Regions from separate parts of the Homo sapiens genome. Here region 1 is linked to region 2. Evidence: read pairs that join two places in POLR2A ChIA-PET (ENCODE). Cell type or tissue: PC-3. All regions are shown on one strand. Links, peaks and the distances in the headings refer to the core of each region. The heading gives the core; the rest is flanking DNA.

The links. Peaks named below come from ENCODE experiments on the same cell type or tissue, not always from the same donor. Only the 100,000 strongest peaks of a DNase experiment are listed, where the experiment ranks them.
Region 1: POLR2A ChIA-PET joins it to region 2 with 13 read pairs; 6 of 35 experiments call an interaction of 5 or more read pairs at or near these places.

The regions. Positions count from the first base shown.
Region 1 is chr3:170,076,410-170,081,792 of GRCh38, forward strand. GPR160 (G protein-coupled receptor 160) reads left to right here. Exons shown (of 4, transcript NM_014373.3): 3 at 3,365-3,488. LOC124909456 (a long non-coding RNA gene) reads right to left here and starts at 4,361. Exons shown (of 2, transcript XR_007096157.1): 1 at 4,053-4,361; 2 at 1-1,229. In PC-3, for the core only: a CTCF peak has its summit at 2,270 (motif pointing right); a DNase peak (open chromatin) is centred at 542.
Region 2 is chr3:169,969,708-169,975,090 of GRCh38, forward strand. The region is part of intron 1 of SEC62 (SEC62 preprotein translocation factor); the gene reads left to right. Among named protein-coding and RNA genes, the nearest start is that of SEC62, 5.6 kb to the left of the region's middle. In PC-3, for the core only: no CTCF peak of the experiment used is centred there; no DNase peak of the experiment used is centred there.

The sequences.
Region 1 (5,383 bases), core at 166-5,165, 110 kb after region 2:
TCTTCAAAGTTTATATTTACCTTTTGGAGGGATAAAATTTCATTATCCAAATGGATAGTCAAGTCACAATCCTATGGATATCAGTAATCAGTACAGTCACTGTTACTTGAATGTCGCTTTTTTATTTTTTTAATTATTATTTTTTTTTTGAGATAACTGTGTCTCACTCTGTTGCTCAGGCTGGAGTGTAGTGGTGCAATCTCGGCTCACTGCAACCTCCCCGTCCTAGGTCCAAGCGATTCTCCTGCTGCAGCCTCCTGAGTAGCTGGGATTACAGGCGCCCGCCACCACGCCTGGCTAATTTTTGTATTTTTAGTAGAGATGGGGTTTCAGCATGTTGACCAGGCTGGTCTTGAACTCCTGGCCTCAGGCAATCCGCCTGCACCAGCCTCCCAAAGTGCTGCGATTACAGGCATGAGCCACCACATGTTGGTTTTTTAGAAAGCTCTTTCACATACATACATTGGGTCCTTTTCTACATTTCCAGTGAGTTAAGCCATAATTGTGGTTTACTGAAGAACGTGAGCTTTGAAGTCAGACTTGAGGTTGAACTTTAGCTCCAACACTTACGAGTCATGGGACCTAGGGAAATGTACTTATTAACCACAAGCCTGTTTTCCTCATGGGGAAAAATTATATATACCTTTTATGACTGTTGTTAAGAATTAGAAAAACAGTATGTAAAACCCCTGATAAGGCTATTTCTCCCACAGGCTTGCTCCACTTATCGGGCTCACCAAATACAGCTGCAGTATGAATTCCATCTTCTACACAACAGTAAACCAGAATGTTCATGTTCACAGCGTTCATCTCCCATCCTGTTGTCTAACGCACATGGTTTTTTTAAACTTTTCTAAGATTGCATGAGATTCTGCAACACAACTGATTATAAAAACACTTGAAGTTTTTACCTTTTTTTTTACTTTCCAACTCTCGTGAATGTACAGAGGACTTTCCAGAAGCTACATGATGTGTGATATTTCAGCTGATGAAATGTAGATGTATAGGTAATCGGTCAGAGTGGTGGGAGAAACTGTTGGGAAAGGAGCAGGCCTTCTGAAAGGTCGGAAGGCTTCAGGGGAGAATAAGCTGAACGCAGCTGTTCTCTGACCTTGAGGCAGAGGGCAAGGAGTAGGTACAAGGACGTGTAGGAGAATTTATCTTAAATAGGCTTGTTCACTTGTGTTGTCCAGAAACGACTTTTGATCATCAGCGCGCATGACTGCTCCCTGAAAGGAAGAACAATAATGTTAATTACCCGCAGACTGTGTTTGCTCCAGGCTTTCGGCATTATGTCTGTACTGAATAAAAGCAAGCAGCTCCAGCTGTTCGAGGCTGCTCTCTTCTTCAGCCATTAGTGCCGGGCAGCCCACTAGCTGCTGTTACACTGCATATCTGTGTCTGAGTACTCCTTTCTTCAGTTGCTTGGCCAGGGTCTGTGGGACAGACCCAGCAGCTGGTGCCCTGTGTGAGGAACGCTGCAATGGATCGCGACGGAACCCTCGAAAACGAAGGTGAAGAGACTGCGCAGTAAGCCAGTAATTGGAATTGGAGCCCTCTTGGGATTTCCAAGTTCGAGGGAATTTTCAAGCTAGGGTTTCACATTGGGACAACACTTACTCAACAGAAACAGCATATAAAAGTATTGAAACAACTGCTTAAAGCTGGTGGAGCCTCAGTTTGAGGCCCAATTAAGGGACCTAATGCAAACTCTTGTTTTCCATAACCCATAGTTCCCAGAAGAAGGCACGTTAGACCTAGAGCTCTGGGAGCAAGTGGGAAGAAATCTTAAACGACATCATGCACAAGGGCAATGGGGTCCCAGTAACATCTTTAACATTATGGGCCTTAGTTAGGGCTGCTTGGGAGGAAGAACCATCATCTACCTTACTGCCTCCGCCTCCTCCCCCAGCCCCACCGTTACCGGGTAAAGGTGCCACAGAGGAGACAGAGGTTTTCCCTGAGCCCCCTCCCCCAATAAACTGGAAAAAGGACAAGGGATACACTACAGTTATGGGACCCTGTCTTAAGCAAGCGGCATTAGAAGGGGAGCTCTTGGTCTGCCTGGTAATGCAAGATCAACAAGGCAATCGGGTACATGAACCCATTACTTTCAACACTTACAAAGAGATAAGAAAAAGCATTAGAGAAAATGGAGCCGCTAGCCCGTTTATGAAAGGATTAATTGAGGCCATGGCAGACAACTTCCATATGACCCCATGGGACTGGTCAGTGCTAACTAAAACAACTTTAGAGGCAAGTCAATACCTCCTCTAGAGGGCAGAATTTGATGAATTATGTGCAGCAGACCGCTTTACGCAAAGCCAGAACACGAGCTGTAACTACTGCGCCTGTCAAACCTGGCACTGCACACATCTGTACTCTTCAATCAACAAAACCTGATGCAAAAAAAAGGGGGAGATGTAGATCAGTCAGAGTGGTGGGAGAAACTGTAGGGAAAGGAGCAGGCCTTCTGGAAGGCCGGAAGGCTCTACATAGCTTCCGGGGGAGAATAAGCTGAAGGCAGCTGTTTTCTGACCTTGAAGAGGGCAAGGAGTAGGTACAAGGACGTGTAGGGGAATTTATCTTAAATAGGCTTGTTCACTTGTGTTGTCCAGAAACCGACCTTTGATCATCCGCATGCATTACTGCTCCCTGAAAGGGGGGACAGTAATGTTAATTACCCACAGACTGTGTTTGCTCCAGGCTTTCGGCATTATGTCTGTACTGAATAAAAGCAAGCAGCTCCAGCTGTTCAAGGCTGCTCTCTTCTTCGGCCACTAGTGCTGGGCAGCCCCCTAGCTGCTGTTACACTGCTTATCTGTGTCTGAGTACTCCTTTCATCCGTTGCTCGACTAGGGTCTGTGGGACAGACCCGGCATAGATGAAAATTCAGCTGTCTGCTATTAAGCCAGACACTAAAGCAAGTTGTGAAATGTGAAACAATGCCACTCTGCTCACTAAATTATTGTTTGGTAAAATATAGTAATTTTTACCATATTATTTAAATAACATTTTAAAAATGTTATTGATGTTAACATGCATCAAGGGTCAAAGGGTCCTGAAACCAAACACTTTGGAGGACAGCTGCTTTATCCTGTGGCTGAAAACTATAAAGCAAGATTCCTTTAAGTAAATGTGGTGTATGCATCAATCTCTCCATCTTTGGTGTGCTTTCAATCCAAGTATCCCCTTTCTTCCTTTTGCAAGAAAGAAACTAAGAATGTAAGCAGTTACTTCCTGGCTTCAGTCCCACAAAAAGCTACAATTTTTCTAAGCAGTGATCTGGAACCAGTTTAACTGGACTCTTGCTATTAAGATAGCTCTTAATGATGTTTCATTTTGTTTTCTATCTTTCACACAGAGCTTACTCACATAGCATATTGGTATATCAAAATGAAATGCAAGGAACCAAAAATAACATAATTGAAGGCAGTAAAAGTGAAATTAAATAGGAAGATCATCAGTCAAGGAAGACCCACTGGAGAGTAAGTATGCAAGTTGTTAATAATTAATTGGGTTACAAAGGGAAAAACAGAGACTGGGTCAGTGAAACGAAATCATGGTTTGTTTCCCTGAGGCCCTGCTAATACCTCCAAACTGGGCCAGATCGTAAAGCAAGATACCTTGAAAAGGACTTTCATGTTAACTTTTCAGGTTGCATATGAGTTCATTCACAAGTAGTTTAAAGAATCATGCAGGAAAAGGACCAGATCTTGTAAATCTCTTGAGTCCCTGTATTTTGTGAACATTTTTCTAGAGAAAATTCAGGTAGCTTATCAAAGGATTTCTGTCTTGTTCAGGGAGTTGTTTTAAAAAACAAAATATTGGAATTTTGAACACTTATAGTGGTTTACAGGGTAATTGGGGTAGAGTACATAAAATTGGTGTCGTCTAAGAAAGCTCTGATTGGTTTCCATGATCGTGGTATTCAGGAACTATCGTAAATTGGCCAAAATCTTGTTTTCCAGTTTCTTCCTTTCGCTTTTTATTGCCTCAAGTTGCCTGTCTTCCCCGCTCTTATTTTTCTTCTAGCTTTATGATTCTCTTACATGTTCCATGTCGGACTTGTCTTCTTTATTCCAGTCATCTTCTGAAGAGGTTCTTGGTTCCTGCCTTGGTGGCTGTAGCTGATTCTCTTTCTCCTCTGTGGACCTTCCTCATCCCCTAGGAGACACAAGCGTCCTCCTCCAGGTCCTCCTCCTCCCTACTTTTGTCATCTTCCAGGTGCCTCCACCTGTCAAGAGTCAATGATGAAACGGGAACTTGGAAAACATCCCTTGGATGTTGCCTACCTGGCTTTTCTTTTTGCGACAGAGTGTCAATCTGGCACCCAGGCTGGAATGCAGTGGCATGACTTGGCTCACCACAGCCTTGACCTCCTGGGCTTAGGTGATCCTCCCACCTCTGCCTCCCAAGTAGCTGGAACTATAGGCCCCCACCACCACACCCGAGTAATTTTTGTATTTTTTGTAGAGACTAGGTTTCACCATGTTGCCCAGGCTGGTCTTGAACTTCTGAGCTCAAGTGATCTACCCACCTTGGCCTCCCAATGTGCTAGGATTACAGGCATGAGCCACGGCCCCCAGCCTGACTTGGCTTTCCTTACTTAATTTAGAACAGGAGTTATAAAAGTTAAAATCATGTGAGACAGATGATTCTATTCTTTTATCCTAAAGTTACATTTTTGAAAAATGGGTCTTTATGAATCCACAAAATTTCCTCACCCTCATTTTAAACCAACATTGGTTGTTTAAAACTAAGCCTTTTTTGTTTTCATTTTTGGCACAAGGGGGACTTCATATGGTCTTACTCATCTTGGCTTCTTTATCCAAGCAACACCACTTGTAAGACCAATGGCATTTGTCAAGTTGGCAGCTACATTTCTGTGCCCTTGTATATCAAATCTGGAATGCAACTTTTTTGGATAAGATCAAATTAAACTGTACTATGTTTAAATACAGGGGAAAAAAACTTGAGTGTGGGAAGTACTTGTTTGATTGGGTCTTTTATAGTTATGAAAATAGATTTTGTATTATTGCCTTTACACATATATACGTTTGTATAAGTAGATTATTTGTATACCTTAATAAGTTATCTTATGACAGATTTATGGCCATGAGAGTAATGGTTCAATCTGTCATCAAAACTGATAGCCCTCTCTCACAGTGATTTATTTTTATTTTAGGTTCAGGGGTACATGTGCAGGTTTGTTATAAACTCATATCAGGGTGGTTTTCTGCACAGATTATTTTGTCACCCAGGTACTAAGTCTAGTACCTAATAGTTATTGTTTCTGCTTCTCTCCCTCCTCCCACCCTCCTCCCTCAAGTAGACCCCAGTGTCCACTGTCCCCTTCTTTGTGTCCATGTGTTCTCATCAT
Region 2 (5,383 bases), core at 278-5,277:
TGTCTCACAATAGATAAAAAATAAGTTGCTTTGAAATACTTTAATCCTGACTTCTTTATTATTGAATTATGCAACGTAAAGACTTAACATGACTTGTCCTTGCTAAAGAGAATCATCCCATTCAGTATTCTGCTTAATGTCCAGTTGAGTTTTGAGACATTTAAATGGCTAATTCTTAGAACTTTTATAACCCTCCATTAGTTATTTTTGTTGCACCCATCTGTCTTCCTGGCAAGCAATAAAACCTTGACATATCATGGGCTTATGTGCTTAATTTCAGGACAGGGAAGAAAAGAGAAAATTTGGGACTATATAGCCAGACTATACAGGTCTAATTTCTGACTCTGAATATTCTGAAGAGAAAGAACTCAGGAAGCCAGTCCTAAATCAGAAAACTACCCCTCAAAGGCTTAATGGAGGGTTTTGCAGTTTAGCAAACCCATTGCTAAGGAAAGAATACAATAGAAGGGAGTTGGAGCTATTACAGAAGGGCACTGCTGTTGTCTAGATACTCTTGTATAGTGTTATTTGTGTAGCACATATTGTTACTAATGATTAAGGTCCCCTCCAGCTTTCAGATCTTATTGTTAAACTACTATTTGCATTTTTCACAAATATTTTATACTGCTTGAACCAAGCCTTTTTCTTTTTTGCTCAGTTCATGGTTGACAGATCAACTAAGCTAATTTTTATTGGATGTAGTAATTTTTAAAAGTTCCTCTGTATCACAAATTCTGTAAGATTGGTGCCTGTGACATACTTACTCTTGATTTTTTTCTCAAAAAGGTTAAATATTGGCTAAAATAACTTAGAAATGTCAAACTCTATCTTATTATAGTATTTGAGTGTCGGTGTATTCTAAAGTAAAAAACAGTATTTATTAAAGAATTTTATAAGAGTATTCTAACCAAACTTCCAATTTAAATAATTTTGTATTTTAAGTTACAGCACCCAGTGTATTGGTGTTGGGTGCAAAGAAAGGAAAGGCAGTCCAGCCTAAATTTATTGGCTCTTAGCTTCCTCATTGTAAGACAGTTGTGTTCATTCATTGAACTAAGAAGTTCTCTCCATTTGTTTGAAGATTGATAGGTTGGTTTCTCTTTATTAGTGGGTGCTACTATTCCCAAAAGGCCTTCACTTTGTTAGAAGTCTTCTAGGAAAATTATAAAAATATTCTGTTTACATCAAAAGAGAACAAAGAGGGGGAGGTACTGTAGTCCAATGTATAAACAAAAAGAAGGTAAAACTTTTATACCTTCTTATGCTGCATCAGGAGAACAGTGAAAGTGAAGACTGCATGCACGTTGGATGTGGTGGCTTGTGCTTGTAATCCCAACTATCTGTTCATGTTCTCATGGTACTTTTTTTTTTTTTTTTTAAAGAGACAAGGTCTCACTGTGGTGCCCAGGCTGGAATGCAGTGATGGCATCATAGCTCACTAGAGACTCAAACTCCTGGTCTCAAGTGATCCTCTGGCCACAACCTCCCAACTAGCTGGGACTACAAGTGTGTGCACCACCTCACCTAGCTAATTTTTTTTAATTTTTTGTAGAGATGGAGTATCAGAAAGTTACCTAGGCTGGTCTTAAACTCCTGGTCTCATGCGATCCACCTCGGCCTCCCAAAGTGGTGGGGATTACAGGGATGAGCCACTGAGCCCTGCCTCTCATGGTACTCTTCTACAGCAATCTATCTTTCTGGCTTCAACGCCAAAGCAATGGCACAAATTATATTGTTGCATTGAAGGCAGTCTACAATATGGATAAGTTATTATAAGTTAATAAATTGCAATACTTTAAGAAAGTATCAGTAAACAAGTTAATTCTGTGTCTAGTTGGGAGAGATTATCCAAGTCCGTGTTTTCTGGTCTCTTCCTTTCATTGCCTCTTGATAGTGCCTTTACAAAGGACAGGGTGCAGTTTTAGAAGAGTTTGGTGAACTTGAAATTAATTGTTAGAATGAGATTTTTAAATTTTGTGCATACATATCAGGTTCCCTATTGCGTAATATGTAATCAGCTTCTCAATTTTTTATGTACCCTAATATTTAATCAGGTTTTACATGTGATGCCTCTATCAGCAGTCAGTAGATTAGTATATTTATGTCTGTATTCAGGAATGGTATAACTGAGTGTTAGTATGAGTATATTTGTATCATGCCTAAATTTGATATGGTCATTCTCTACAATTACTTTCCTTCCACATTTCCTTTCTGTTGATAAAGTTGGAAATCTGACATCTTTACCTAGCCATTTTATTTATCCTTTATCATTGAGTTCTATGTGTTCTACATTTGAAATGTTTCAGATATCTAAATTTCTTTCCCATTTATAGTCCAGTATCACACTACAATTTACTTGAATATTACAGTAGTCTTCCATCCATTTCCCTGCCTTATGCATTTTTTTCCAGTTCATCCTACACACAGCCACCAAAATCATGTCTAAATCATTTTTCTAGTTATGTCCTATTAAGAAACTACTAGTGGTCTTTCTGCTGCTTACAGGGTAAAGTAGAAATTTCCTTGCCTACCTTGATGACTATTCTGCTTTTACACACTTAATCTCCCAGTACTTCCTAGCTTGTCTCTACTAGAGCCAAATTTTGTGTCATTCTCAGCCACAATATTTATGGCTTTTCAGTCAGTTTACCCAAAACTTGTTCATCTTTCAAACTTTATCTTCCTCTTCCAGTGTTCCCATCCACATTGATAATCTCACTCCTAATTTGGGTGCTTTCACTTTGTTGCCAAGGCTGGAGTGCAGTGGCATGATCTTGGTTCACTGCAGCCTCAACCTACCAGGGCTCAGGTGGTCTTCCTACCTCAGCCTCCTGAGTAGCTGGAACTACACATGTGTAGCACCTTTTTCTATCTTTTTTTTTTTTTTTTTTTTATGTAGAGAAGGAGTTTCACCATGTTGCCCAGGCTGGTCTCAAGCCTGGTTTCCTGGGCTCAAGCAGTCTGCCTGCCTCAGCCACCCAAAGTACTGGGATTACAGGCATGAGCCACCCAACCCATCCTACTCTGTGTATTTCAAAAATATTTTTTCTGCCCCTCTTTTTGGGAAATAATAATTACTGCTTCTAACAGTTATGTAACAGAGTGTACATATCATGCCTTACAAATCTTTGCTGTTAACTGTAGCATCCAAAGATGATAGGGTGAGTACTCTGTAAGTCTGGAAGAACAGGTCACATTTATTCAGACTTCTCCCCCACAATTTTTAATCAAGCACCTCCCAGTAACAAGTTATTTAATTAGATCGATTTTAAGTTGACAACAGATGTATCAGATGAGGAAAAAATTGAGCATGTGTGGTGTGATTATATAATAGAATTGGTTTCTATAAACCATTTATAGTATTCAACTTTTATAGTATTACTTTTTCAGATGTATGGATATATAGACTATTATTTACTAATTGAGGCTCTGCGAAGTGTAGTGTATTTTACAAACATAATTAAATACTATCATTTAATATGCCTGATACTAACATATATTAATATATTTTAGCATGGTTTCAAAAATTTTAATTAGGAATTTTTGCCTTTTATTATATCAGAAAGTATATTTTGCAGTCAGGCCTCAAATAAATCATTATGAATCTTGTAGTTGTTCCTGAACTTGGAGTGTTAAATTTTGAATTTGCCATTTTTTAAGGTTCCAGTTTTTTGCTGGGCGTGGTGGCTTACGCCTGTAATCCCAAGACTTTGGGAGACTGAGGCATGCAGATTATCTGAGGTCAGGAATTCGAGACCAGCCTGGCTAACATGGTAAAATCCCATCCCTACAAAAAATACAAAAAATTAGCCGGACATGGTGGTGGGCACCTGTAATCCCAGCTACTCGGGAGGCTGAGGCATGAGAATCGCTGGAACTCAGGAGGTGGGGGTTGCAGTGAGATGAGATAGCACCATTGCACTCCAGCCTGGGAGACAGAGCAAGACTGCGTCTCAAAAAAAAAAAAAAAATCTACTTTTTGTGATACGTATTTTCATATATAAAAGTTTTAATTTCATAAATACTTGGTTTTTATAGTAGCCTTCTTTTGGGTTGAGTGATTTGGGCTCTTAATTTTTATTGCCACAAATAGCCCACAGCTGGTAGTTGCAGACTGTAGGAATTGTACACTGGTATGATCTTACACAGGTAATTGGGCTACTGGAAGTAGAGGACTTGCGAAATACAAAGGAAGAAATGAGAGATGTACCTGCCAGGAGACTCAGTAACCAAAACAAAAACTTCCACTTCATCTAACAAATTATTCCTTTTTGGGATAAAGTTAAAGCTGAAACGTAGGTTTGTTGGTTGTTCTTTATTTTCCTCAAACATAACTTAATTCAGACTTCTCTTAACTTTGGAAAAACCCAACATAGATAAGTTGGATAGATTCTTTTTTCTATTTTGCATCATTAGATTTTTTTTGCTTGAAACAGCTGTCTTTAGCATTAATTCTTAGCATCTTAGATTCTTGCCAGATTATTTTTTACTATTATTTGTCATTTTATTCTTTAATGAAGCAGCCCTTCCTGAAATCATTCACATTTAGATTATATGTTGCTGGAAATACTGAATGTTCTGTGTATTGTGCTTAAGCATGCAATTATAGACAGTAATTAAGTACAGTGCATTTGTTTCAATAGCTTACAGCAATAAGACAGCTTTTGAAAGTTTATACATAAGATGTATACAAAGATAGACTGCCTTCATTTTCTTCAGTACGTGAGTAGGGAAAATAAATTCACAGGAGGAATTGTCAAAGAAGTTCAGAATGAAAGGGAATAAAGGGAAGATGGGGAATGAGAAACAATGAAGAAAATAATAGAAAATTTGGGAAAAGATATAGAAGAAAGAAAGCAGAGAAGGATTAAAACGGCCTTTCCAAAACGACTCTTTGTCAGTGCACTTCCATTAATCACCTCTTCAAATGAGATAGTAATAACTCTTTTTGCATTTTTCATTTTTGCCTCACCCTTACTGGAGAAGAGAAGATGAGAAAGACAGTCCCAGGAGTGTCTGGTATCTGCAGCCACAGGGGGAAAGGAAAGAGAATACAAATTGTCATTGTGTCAGTAGTTCTTATGGCTACCACATTGGGGGCAGCTGTCATTGATTAATTTGAGAACTCCTTCTGCGATCTGTTGTCCATTGTTCAGGATACATATCTTTGGCTGTTATTTTAACATTTATTTATGACACTTGTTTCTACTTACTTTGACATTTGGATACTCACTATTAGCAACATCTTATCTTTTTAATTACTGTTTTGTGGCTTATAAAAAGAGACTATAGGCCGGTGACGATGGCTCACGCCTGTAATCCCAGCACTTTGGGAGGCCTAGGCTGGCGGATCACTTGAGGTCAGGAGTTCAAGACCACCCTA